2 separate regions of the Homo sapiens genome follow, and region 1 is linked to region 2. The links are chromatin contacts, found by Hi-C or POLR2A ChIA-PET in ENCODE. All regions are on one chromosome and are shown on one strand. Each heading gives the region's core, a stretch centred on a gene start or an enhancer-like site at or near the end of the contact. The rest is flanking DNA. Distances are from core to core; before and after follow the strand shown. Region 1 overlaps XYLT1 (xylosyltransferase 1). Region 2 holds the start of ARL6IP1 (ARL6 interacting reticulophagy regulator 1).

Evidence for each region. Hi-C counts contacts between places; a loop is a spot of excess contacts on that map. ChIA-PET counts read pairs that join two places held with the same protein, here RNA polymerase II (POLR2A). Pooled maps may share reads with other maps.
Region 1: a pooled map shows a loop between it and region 2 (4-fold over the local background). The contact joins the enhancer-like site here to the promoter of ARL6IP1 in region 2. A Hi-C loop is called at or near these places in 1 of 50 pooled maps. POLR2A ChIA-PET finds 5 or more read pairs at or near these places in 2 of 52 experiments (AG04450 and GM12878).

What each region holds. Positions count from the first base shown.
Region 1 is chr16:17,445,509-17,450,513 of GRCh38, forward strand. The region is part of intron 1 of XYLT1 (xylosyltransferase 1); the gene reads right to left. Among named protein-coding and RNA genes, the nearest start is that of XYLT1, 23 kb to the right of the region's middle. Within about 2 kb of position 3,508, at least 13 of the 41 ENCODE cell types and tissues checked have a DNase peak (open chromatin) inside an H3K27ac peak, as active enhancers do.
Region 2 is chr16:18,797,728-18,802,903 of GRCh38, forward strand. ARL6IP1 (ARL6 interacting reticulophagy regulator 1) reads right to left here and starts at 3,822. Exons shown (of 6, transcript NM_015161.3): 1 at 3,704-3,822; 2 at 974-1,107; 3 at 198-317. The coding sequence starts at 3,739. RefSeq lists enhancers at 3,326-3,445, 3,666-3,745, 4,126-4,365.

The DNA of each region.
Region 1 (5,005 bases), core at 2,258-4,757, 1.4 Mb before region 2:
TGCCAGAACATCTGTCTAGAGAGGCCCCGGGCTCACCTGGGCTGCGTGGAGGCCTGGGCTGGGCTCTTTTGAGCGACTCTCACTACTGGCTCAGGAAGTTCCACCCAGTGCCGCCCCAGCATGGAGGCTCCTCTGTGGCCTCAATGCAAACTCGCCTCAGAAAAGGCAGCTGATTAACACGCGTGGAGGGTCTATTGTCTGAATCCCGTCACCAGCGGAGAAACAGCTGTTTATAGTTTGTTTATTCCTCTCCCTTTGGAGCCCACGGGAGGAAACACAAGCGCTTGTTCTCAGGGGCACCATTCAGCAGCTGAAGTGAGTGAAGAAAACGGTGTTTATTTTTAATGGGATAAAGAGGGGGAACTCTTACAAAGTTTGGACACTAGCAGGGAGACCGCTCTTCAGGAGGCACCAGGCCTTGTGGTGATGTGTTGCACCCTGCCTCTCGAGGGATGCTCAAGAGTCTATTCCAACTCCCAGCTGGAAACTCAGGCTCGGGCCACGGTGGTCGGTCAAACAGTAGACTTGGGTGAGCACCTATAGATATGAGAGATCTAGAAAAGCTCGTCAGGCTTGAAAATGAGAGAGCAAGATTTCTTTGGAGAGCAACCACCTGCTATTTAATATAGGTGACATCCTATAAAGGGCTGCCAAGCCCAGTTGTGCAGGCTGGGCACTGCACAAAGGTGTCCAGCTGAGGGAGAAATCCAGCCTCTGTGAGCTGCTCATCAAGCCATGCTCCACAGTTTCAAAAATAAATACATACATAAATAAAGATGACTAAGTGAGACAACAGCAGTCTCACAGATATATAGATGTATTTATGTACTTCATCTTTAAATGCTCACTTATTGACTCTTCACAATAACCTTTCAGATTAGGGACCACTGTCATCCTCACTTTACAGATGGCACACTGAGGCAGAGAGAGGGAACCTGACTGCTCCAAGCTCATCCAATTAGGAAGGAGTGAATCCAGGATTCAAACCCAGGCTCTTGGTTTCCATCAACAGGTGATGCTGCCTCTTCTAGGAAAAAAAAATGGCTCAACAAGCCCCAGAGTGTCATATTCAGAAAACACAGTGCCCCTCCCAGTCTTGGGAGTGAGACCTGCTTTCAGAAACACCCATGTCTTCCCTCGATTCTGCAGGTGATCAGGCTGGAAGGAGGTAGGCGAAGACCCCATCGTCTGCATTACAAGGAACTCCTTCTAAAGACTCAAAAGATTTGCTCTGAACTGGTGAAAGTCTGGGGACTCCCACTCAGCCTGGAGACTCAACCAACCCTCAGCGGGGAACAGCCCAACCCAACCAGAGCTGAGGCCACCCGCTGCTCCCTTCTCAGGGCCCAGGGTCAGCCAAGGCCATTTTCAAGTGCGGGGGACTGCAGCCAAACTCGCTGAACCAGACCCAGGGGAGCCCAAGAGGGACCTCTGGACTCAAGGGAAGAGGACGCTCTCATCCCTGTCTACTCTCCCACCCACCCCCTCCTCCCCTCCATCCCTCCCTCCTTCGGAGAGCCTCCACATTCGAATCTCCGAAAATGGTTTTCACAACTCAGTTAGCAGCAATCAATTATTCACGACCTCGCTTCCCCACCAACTCATAGACTGTCACTGTTAGCAAGATAATTTCTGGACTCTGCCCAACAGCCCTGCTCTAAACCAAGCGGCCTGCTATTTATTTCCTCTCTTCCCTAAGACCCTCCCAATGCCCACCAACCACTATCACTCTCAACACAGGACAGAGAGACAGATGGGAAGTCCCCTGGGTGCCTGTAGCCTGGGAGGGACCTGACAGCCAGGGGCTGCTCCCAGCCCACGTGATACATTTCAGGCTTGGGGCAGAATGTCTGACCTTAGTTTAATCCAACTGGAAAACAGGACTCAAGCATTCTAGACCCTGTGCCAGGCTCTGGGACAAATCCCACATTATTTTATAAAACGCTTTAAGCTCCGAAAACATTGTGTCCTGCACAAAGCATGACTTGGGAGGGTCTCCCAGACATGCCGTCCTGCTGCTGAGTTCATGGGTCAAAGACATTTGGAACTTGGCAGGGGCTCATATTTTAAGACTACCACTAGCATTTCCATCCTAGAAGCTTGAAGCTGTCTTTAGGAACATATTCCTACATCCCAGGGAGAAGGAGAGAGGTGCTTATGGGATGCTCTTGGAAAAAGAGTTTCAGCCTATGTCGTAAGACCCATGGAGGGTGGTTGGATAGCAGCTCTGCTGTGTGAACAAGCGACCTTCCACGAAAGCCACTTTTCACCCTCTAAGCCTCAATGTCCACATTTGTAAAATGGGAGAATATGAGTACTACTTCTGGGGCTGCAGTAAGAGTTTTAAAAAATGAGGCATTTAAAAAACACCCAGTACCTTGCTTGGCACATTGTGGACATTGTGGCCTCTGTGCTTCATTGTAAGACCCTGTCGCTTGTGACATGCATCATTGATTGAATAACAATTTGGGGCAAAAGGGTGTGTGCTGAAACATTAAGGAAACATACACATCAATTGTAAAATTCATCCCAGATTTCAGAAAGGCTATTTACTAAATATTAAAAATGTGTATCTTTGGCCAGATGTGGTGGCTCACACCTGTAATCCCACCACTCTGGGAGGCCAAGGCGGGTGGATCACTTGAGGTCAGGAGTTCAAGACCAGCCTGGCCAACATAGTGAAACCCCATCTCTACTAAAAATACAAAAATTAGCCAGGCGTGATGGCACATGCCTAAAATCCCAGCTACTTGGGAGGCTGAGGCAGAATTGCTTGAACCCGGGAGGCGGAGGTTGCAGTGAGCCGAGATTGCGCCACTGCACTCCAGCCTGGGCGCAGACAGAGCAAGACTCTGTCTCAAAAATAAAATAAAATAAAATGGCTGTGAGCCTGGGCGACACAGTAAAAAATGTGCATCTTAAAATGAAGCATATTATCATTATTATCATTATTACAATTGCTGTATTCATTTTAGGTGGGAAAATGCATACAGAGAAGCTATGTGACTGACCGCAGGCCACACAGCCAGCAACACAATCTAGTCCCCACACAGCTCCAGAGGAAGGAGGGAGAGGAAGAGGCAGAGTTGACCAGGCAAATCTCCCTCATCCAATTCCTCCTCCTCCTACAAGAATCAACAGTAATAATAATAATGGAAGATGAGGGTGAGGGGAGGTGGAGGGGGGAGGAGGAAGAGGGGGGAGGAGGAAGAGGGGGAAGGGGAGGAGGGTGGAGGAGGAGGAGGGCAGAGGAAGAGGAAGAGGAGGAGGAAGCAGCAGCAGCAGCATGTTATGGTGCTTAATACAGGCCCAGACACTGTGCTAAATGAGGTGCATGTATTAACTCATTTATTTCTCCTGACAACCCTTTGAAGTGGGTTCATCATCATCCCCATTTTACAGATGAAGGAGCTGAGGCACAAAGACTTCAGTCACACAGCTGCTGGGTGGCAGAGCCAGGCTGCGAACTCCGGCACCTTGGCGCCAAGTCCCCGTGCTTCTCTACTGCATTGCACTTCATTCCACCAACTGAGACAAAGAGGGACGTTTTGGTGGAGAAGGAAGTGGCATATAAGTGTCATGCCATGCCTGGTCTCACCCACACGCCCAAGGAAGTTCCTCTGAACCCACAGAGCATGCCCTGGGCTCCCTCTGATGAAAGCAAGTTCATGCCTCTCTTCCACTCTCTCCTGCTGCCCCAGGCCAGCTGAGCAGGCCAAAGGAGGGCTGGGGCCAAATCTGCAGCCCCATCCTGGGGAAAGGCTCTGACGACAGTAGCCAGCTTCTCACTGCTGTCTGCAGGATCTCAGCAATTCCACGGGCATGGAGAACAGCAGCCCCTGGAGAGGGTAGGAGAAGATTGGGTGTCTGCCAGGCCTGCAGCTGTGGACACTTCCCCTATGGGCTGCGGGGACGGGGCAGGCCCAGCACCTGGAAGAGGGCGCCTCCCCTGTCTGGCTGGTCTTCAGTCCCATCAACGGGACTTAGCATCAAGTGACGTGGTGGTTATGCACACGGGCTTGTGGGGAGCTGTGCAACCTTGCGAGAGTTACTTCCCCTCTCTGTGCCTCACTTCCTCTGTCCATAAAACAGTGACTCTGACAATGCTGACAACACTAGGTGTTGGAAGCATTAAATATAAAACGCCTAACATGTAGTATGTGCTTAATAAATGGTAGCTGCTAATTACTATTATTTATCATCATCAACAGGACTATGCATCAACTACTAAGAACACAGGTGGACCTTAAGGTGCCATCAGTATGGGTGAGGAGCTGACAAGAACCCATGGAACAAGGCATGATTCCTTGTTCTAGAATATCTTTGGCCTTTGGATCTTAAAATGTCATCTTAAAGTGGGGTTCCATAGCTCTCACTTTTAAGACATCTCATCTGATCTTTCAGGCAATTTCTGAAGGAAACAAAAATATTTACTGAGCACCTATTGTGTGCCATTCACTGTTTCCACCACTGGGAATAACCTGATGGAGTTAATGAATCCAAGACCAGCTATGATGGTGATGGCAGTTACTAATAAAAGGTGAGAAGGACCGGGAGTGGTGGCTCACACCTGTAATCCAGCACTTTGGGAGGTGGAGGCAGGCAGATCACTTGAGGTCAGGAGTTCAAGACCAGCCTGGCCAACATGGTGAAACCCCACCTCTACTAAAAATACAAAAATTAGCCAGGCATGGTGGCAGGCGCCTGTAATCCCAGCTACTCAGGAGGCTGAGGCAGGAGAATCGCTTGAACCCAGGAGGCAGAGGTTGCAGTGAGCTGAGATTGCGCCACTGCACTCCAATCTGGGCAACAGAGCGAGACTCCGTCTCAAAACAAACAAACAAACAAACAAACAAAAAAAAAAAGGTGAGAAGGATTCTAGAGTTTATTGTTAGGTAGAAGTGGGAGGTACTGGGAGGAAAGGACTCTTTTCTGCAGACAATCACACCAAAACAGCCACGTACACATGGAAGTGGGAAAGGACACGTGGGTCACACACACGGCT
Region 2 (5,176 bases), core at 2,572-5,071:
AAAGAACTATGGAGTACAGAAAATTCATAGTTTATATTCAAATCAGTTACAATATTCTTCACATAAAAGCAATAAATCTAATGCTTAGGTGTCTGATGGTTAGACAATTATCTCTGCTTATTTACAGCATACTAATCACAGCCACCAAGTTCAGTAACTACACAAAAATGAGACTGCCAAATCATTATGCTACCTACCATTTATTGGAGCCAAAAATTCTAGGCGCTAGAATGGGAACAAGGTAGTCAGCCAAGCACAAAAACATAACAAAACAGGAAACGCCGGACAGAACAGATGGATCTAGATAGTAGATAATCCTGTTAAAAAAATTAATAAAGGTTAGAAAAACATAGTCATTATTATTCCTAACTAAACATGTCTAACTTAACTATTCACTTAACTATTCACCGCCTCTCAGAGATATTTGCCATTTTTCTTCTAATTTTCTCACAAGTGGCTTTCCAGAGGCTTTGTGACATGCTGATATCATAGCTGCAGTGGTTAAGTATATATCAATGGACAAAAGCTCTTTGGAGTTCTCAGCACTTTTTTAAGAGTTTAGGGAGGTGGGGGACTAGGGGAGGGATAGCATTAGGAGAAATACCTAATGTAGATGAAGGGTTGATGGGTGCAGCAAACCACCATGGCACATGTATATATACCTATGTAACAAACCTGTACATTCTACACATGTTTCCCAGAACTTAAAGTATAATAACAAAAAAAGAGTTTAAGTGTCTGGAGGACAAAAAGTTTGCGAGTCACTGATTTACTCAAGTGCTTTAGGTTACCAAGTTTACAGAAGTACTACAAATTCTGGAAACTAGAAGTGCTTATGAGAAACATTCTTTATGGGTTCTTTATGGGTTATATATTACAGAAGACTTAAGGCACTCCCACAAACAGAAGCTATATATTAAAAAGTCTTTATTAATAAGAAGCACAACCCATAGTAATCTAATAGCTCACTTACAGAAACACCAAAGAAACCACACCCATGATGGCAGGTGGAAACCAGGCTCTTTCCCATCGGAGGACTTTATCAGCCATCAGCATCACTTCTCCCCATCCTTGCAGCTGTTCTTCCAGACTTGCAGTCTCTGCAGCCTAAATACCACCGACATTTAAAGTGATCATTTTACCACTCTCAACATTTTTGTGGTTCATAGACTTCAATTATTTTAAAGCTCCAAATACAAAAAATAACCTCTTAACCAAATTGCCAATTTTAAACTAGTTGGTTTCTGAAAAACTGCAATTTCAAAGATGAAAATACAATGGGTTTTTTTGTTTTTTGTGTTTTTTTTTTTGAGACGGAGTCTCGCTCTGTCACCCAGGCTGGAGTGCAGTGGGGAGATCTCGGCTCACTGCAGCCTCCGCCTCCTGGGTTCAAGCGATTCTCCTACCTCATACTCCTGAGTAGTTGGGACTATAGGCGCCCGCCACCACGCCCGACTAATTTTTTGTAGAGACAGGGTTTCACCATGTTGGCCAGGCTGGTCTCAAACTCTGGACCTCAAGTGATCCACTCACCTCGTCTTCCCAAAGTGCTGGGATTACAGGTGTGAGCCACCAGGCCCAGCCTAAATATCCTTTAATGGTCACTTTTCTAGTCCAAGCACTGGGCTATTCTTTATATACATGATGTAACTTAATCCTTACAGAGAGCCACAAGGTAGGGATAATTAGACTCAATTTACAATTAAAGAAAGTGAGCTCAAAATGGTTTACTTTCTCAAAGTCATGCGGGGAATCGTGGCAGTGCCCAGAGTATTAATAAAATGAAATAACTTTTTTTAAGTTTGTTTATTTCAGATGGTTAGAATTGATCCGTTGTTTTTGTCATCTTATTGATTTAAACCCTTCTAAATCCATTAGGAAAGACTTTCCCTGAATAGCATTCAATTTCTAAAATAGCTCTTTGTGTAATGGAATCACTCAGATGTTGACATTCATTGGACAATTAAGGAAAACTACTTTCACCAAATTAAGGTGGCATTTTACGGTCAATATACCTCCTCAATACAGTGTTTCTTACCACTCAGGATGTCATTTTGATTATACTTCAAATTTCTCTGACTCTGAACAGCCGAAAGTGGGCCTCTAGGATGAGCTAATGTGGCAAAAGCCCTTAAAGCTGGTTTTGGTAAAGGAAGAAAAATTTAGAATAAGAAACTCAAGTGTCTCTATGTTATCAGGCTGGATGCAGTGGATCACGCCTGTAAACCCAGCACTTGGCGGGTCGGGGGGGATTGCTTGAGCCCAGGAGATCGGGACCAGCCTGGGCTGAGACCTTGTCTCTTTGTAAAAGTCATTCACTGGAAATCATGCAAATGACAGAACAAGGCACTTAATCTTAACAAAGACGCTCGCTATCTGTGCCACGCTGAGCACTAGTGTGATCTCAATATTTCTGACTTTATATTCCATGCTTAATACTAGTGAAAGAGACTACTATGTGTGGGCACTCTGCTGAGCATTCATATTTATACTTCAATTAATCTTCCTAACAACCCTTAAAAAAAGGTGTTATTACTGTCCCCATTTTACCAAGGAGGAAACAGATACAGAGGTTAACTGATCTGCATCCAAGAAATCCACGACCAAAGGCGTTGCTTTCCTTAGAGTTATATTGCTCTGCTGGAAGGAGAGTTGGGAAGCAGGAGCTCTAGCCCAGGATTTGTCATTTCAACAGGGCTTGAGCTACTTCTCTGTGCTTCAATTAATCCTCTTAAAAAGATCCACGCTGAGAACTAACTATGCTAGAAGGAGCGTGTGTTTAAAGGAACAAACCATGCATTTCTAAAAGCAAATATAAAATCACGCACAATCAAAACTGCCCTGAAGTCACGTCATTGGCCAGCGTCTGGGGTCTTGGAAGTTCAAAAGCCCCTAAGTAAATTCTTTGGTTCCGTTTTTCATTGCTGGTATGTGACCTACAGTCACCAGGGAAGGGCAACTGAGAATATGCAAGGATATTTCTCTTGTTTTTTGCCCACAAGGTGCGCTTAAATTCATAACAAATAAAAATGTGTCCGCCTATGATACCATCTCACTGCAGTTCCTTCGGATCCCTGCTTATTACTCTAAAGCTGTTTCCAGTAGTCCTGTGACCCCACCCCCGCCAGACTTCCAAATTCCAGACAAACGCCAAGACATCCCATTGTCTGTTCAGCTGGACCCCGCTCCCGGTTCCCCACGGTGAGCTCGCAGCCTCCCTGTCGTTTTAAGTTGTACCAGCTCTAAGATAAATTCTGGGCAGTAGCCCTTTGACCCTCCACCCTTGTCCAAGTTTTAGGGGGAAAAGAAGGCAGGCACATCCAGGTTAAGATCAAAGACGGGGAAAGCCGAATACGGCTGGGGCCTGAGCCGCGAAAGCGCTGGACAGGCCCCAGGAGGCCTTCTGCCCCCACCCGCACCCCAGGCTAGTGTCGCAGCCCCTCTGCCTCCCACTTCCTCCTCGACTCCTACTCGCGGTGATGAATCACGCGCCCTCCTCGCCCCGTCGCGCACCGTCCCCAGGAAAGGTAAGGGTTCGACACCCAGGAGTCACCCAAGAAGCCCGAGGGCCAGGCATCGTCGCCTGCCCAGGGAGAGAAGGGCCGGGCCCGCGGCGGGTGACAGGGACGAGGCCGCGGTGTTTGAGCCCACGGACGTCTGGAGGCCTCGCTCGGCTCCCGGGGGACAGGCAGCCAGGACTCACCAGCAGGTTGGTGCTGCGATTATCTCCCTCCGCCATCGTCTCGGGGATGCAGTCTCTACAAGCGCAGGCCACCTCCCCAACGAGTCCTCCAACCGAAACCCGCACACCAACCACAACCCGAGGGAACGCCCCGCAGGCTGCTTATATGGGTCGGCCGCCCTTCCCGACGGCCCCCGCGACGCTCGCTCCTCATTGGACAGACCGAGCTTACGCCTCAAGGAAGCCGGGCCAACCGAAGCTCAGCGCATGGCTTGAAATCGAGGTCAAAGGAGACAGAGGCAGCGCCGGGCCGAGGGGGAGGGGACACGGAGTGCCCAATCAGCGCCCAGGGACTGCGCGACGCCCCGCCCAGCGCTGTGGGAAGCGGTTCAACCGCCTCTGCAGGGGGCGCTGTCCCTCAGTGGTTCTCCGGCTCTTGCCGCTGCGGTGGCTTTGGGTCCCTCTTCGTCTGGCTTTCGCAGCCGAGGAGACTCTCTGGAAAATGGGCTACTCGAAGAGAGATGCTCCGTTGCCTCAGGCGGAGGGCGGGGACGCCGGGCCTGCGACACTTCATCTTTTCCTGGCCCCGAGGTGGCTGGGATCCGTTCCACCTTCGGCCCAGTTCCCCAGCCAGGCCCCTGAGCCGTTTAGCCCGGATTTGCGACCCGTGAGGTTTTGAGGACAAGTGAAAAGAGCTCTTTGTGTGGATTTTGCTGCAATGTTTCTCTCCTACCCAGTAGGAATGAGGCCTTAGCTTGCGCGGAAAAACCCAGGCCTGGTTTGAGAACGTGTGAAAATGCACCGCCTTCTAAGTGGCTTTATTATACGTGGATGTTTAAGTTACTTAAACTACAAGCTCCCTCTCCAAAAGGATTCTTTTTTTTTTTTTCTTTTTTTTTGAGACGGAGTCTCGCTATGTTGCCCAGCCTGGAGTGCAGTGGCGCGATCTTGCTCACTGCAAGCTCTGCCTCCCGGGTTCACGCCATTGTCCTGCCTCAGCCTTCCAAGTAGCTGGGACTACAGGCGTCCGCCAACACGCCTGGCTAATTTTTTGTATTTTTAGTAGAGACGTAGTTTCACCGTGTTAGGATGGTCTCGATCTCCTGACCTCGTGATCCGCCCGCCTCGGCCTCCCAAAGTGCTAGGATTACAGGCGTGAGCCACCGCGCCCGGCCAGAATTGTTTGTTTGTTTGTTTGAGACGAAGGAGTCTCGCGCTCCGTGGCCCCGGCTGAAGTGCAGTGGCGCGATCTCTGCTCACTGTAACCTCCATCTCCCGGGTTCAAGTGATCCTGGCGCGTCAGCCTCCCGAGTAGCTGGAATTACAGACGCCCGTCACTACGCCCGGCTAATTTTTGTATTTTAATAGAGACGGGGTTTCGCTATTTTGGCCAGGGTGGTCTGGACCTCCTGACCTCAAGATATCCGCCCGCCTTAGCCTGCCAAAGTGCTGGGATTACAGGCGTGAGCTACCGCGCCCGGCCAAAAGGATAGT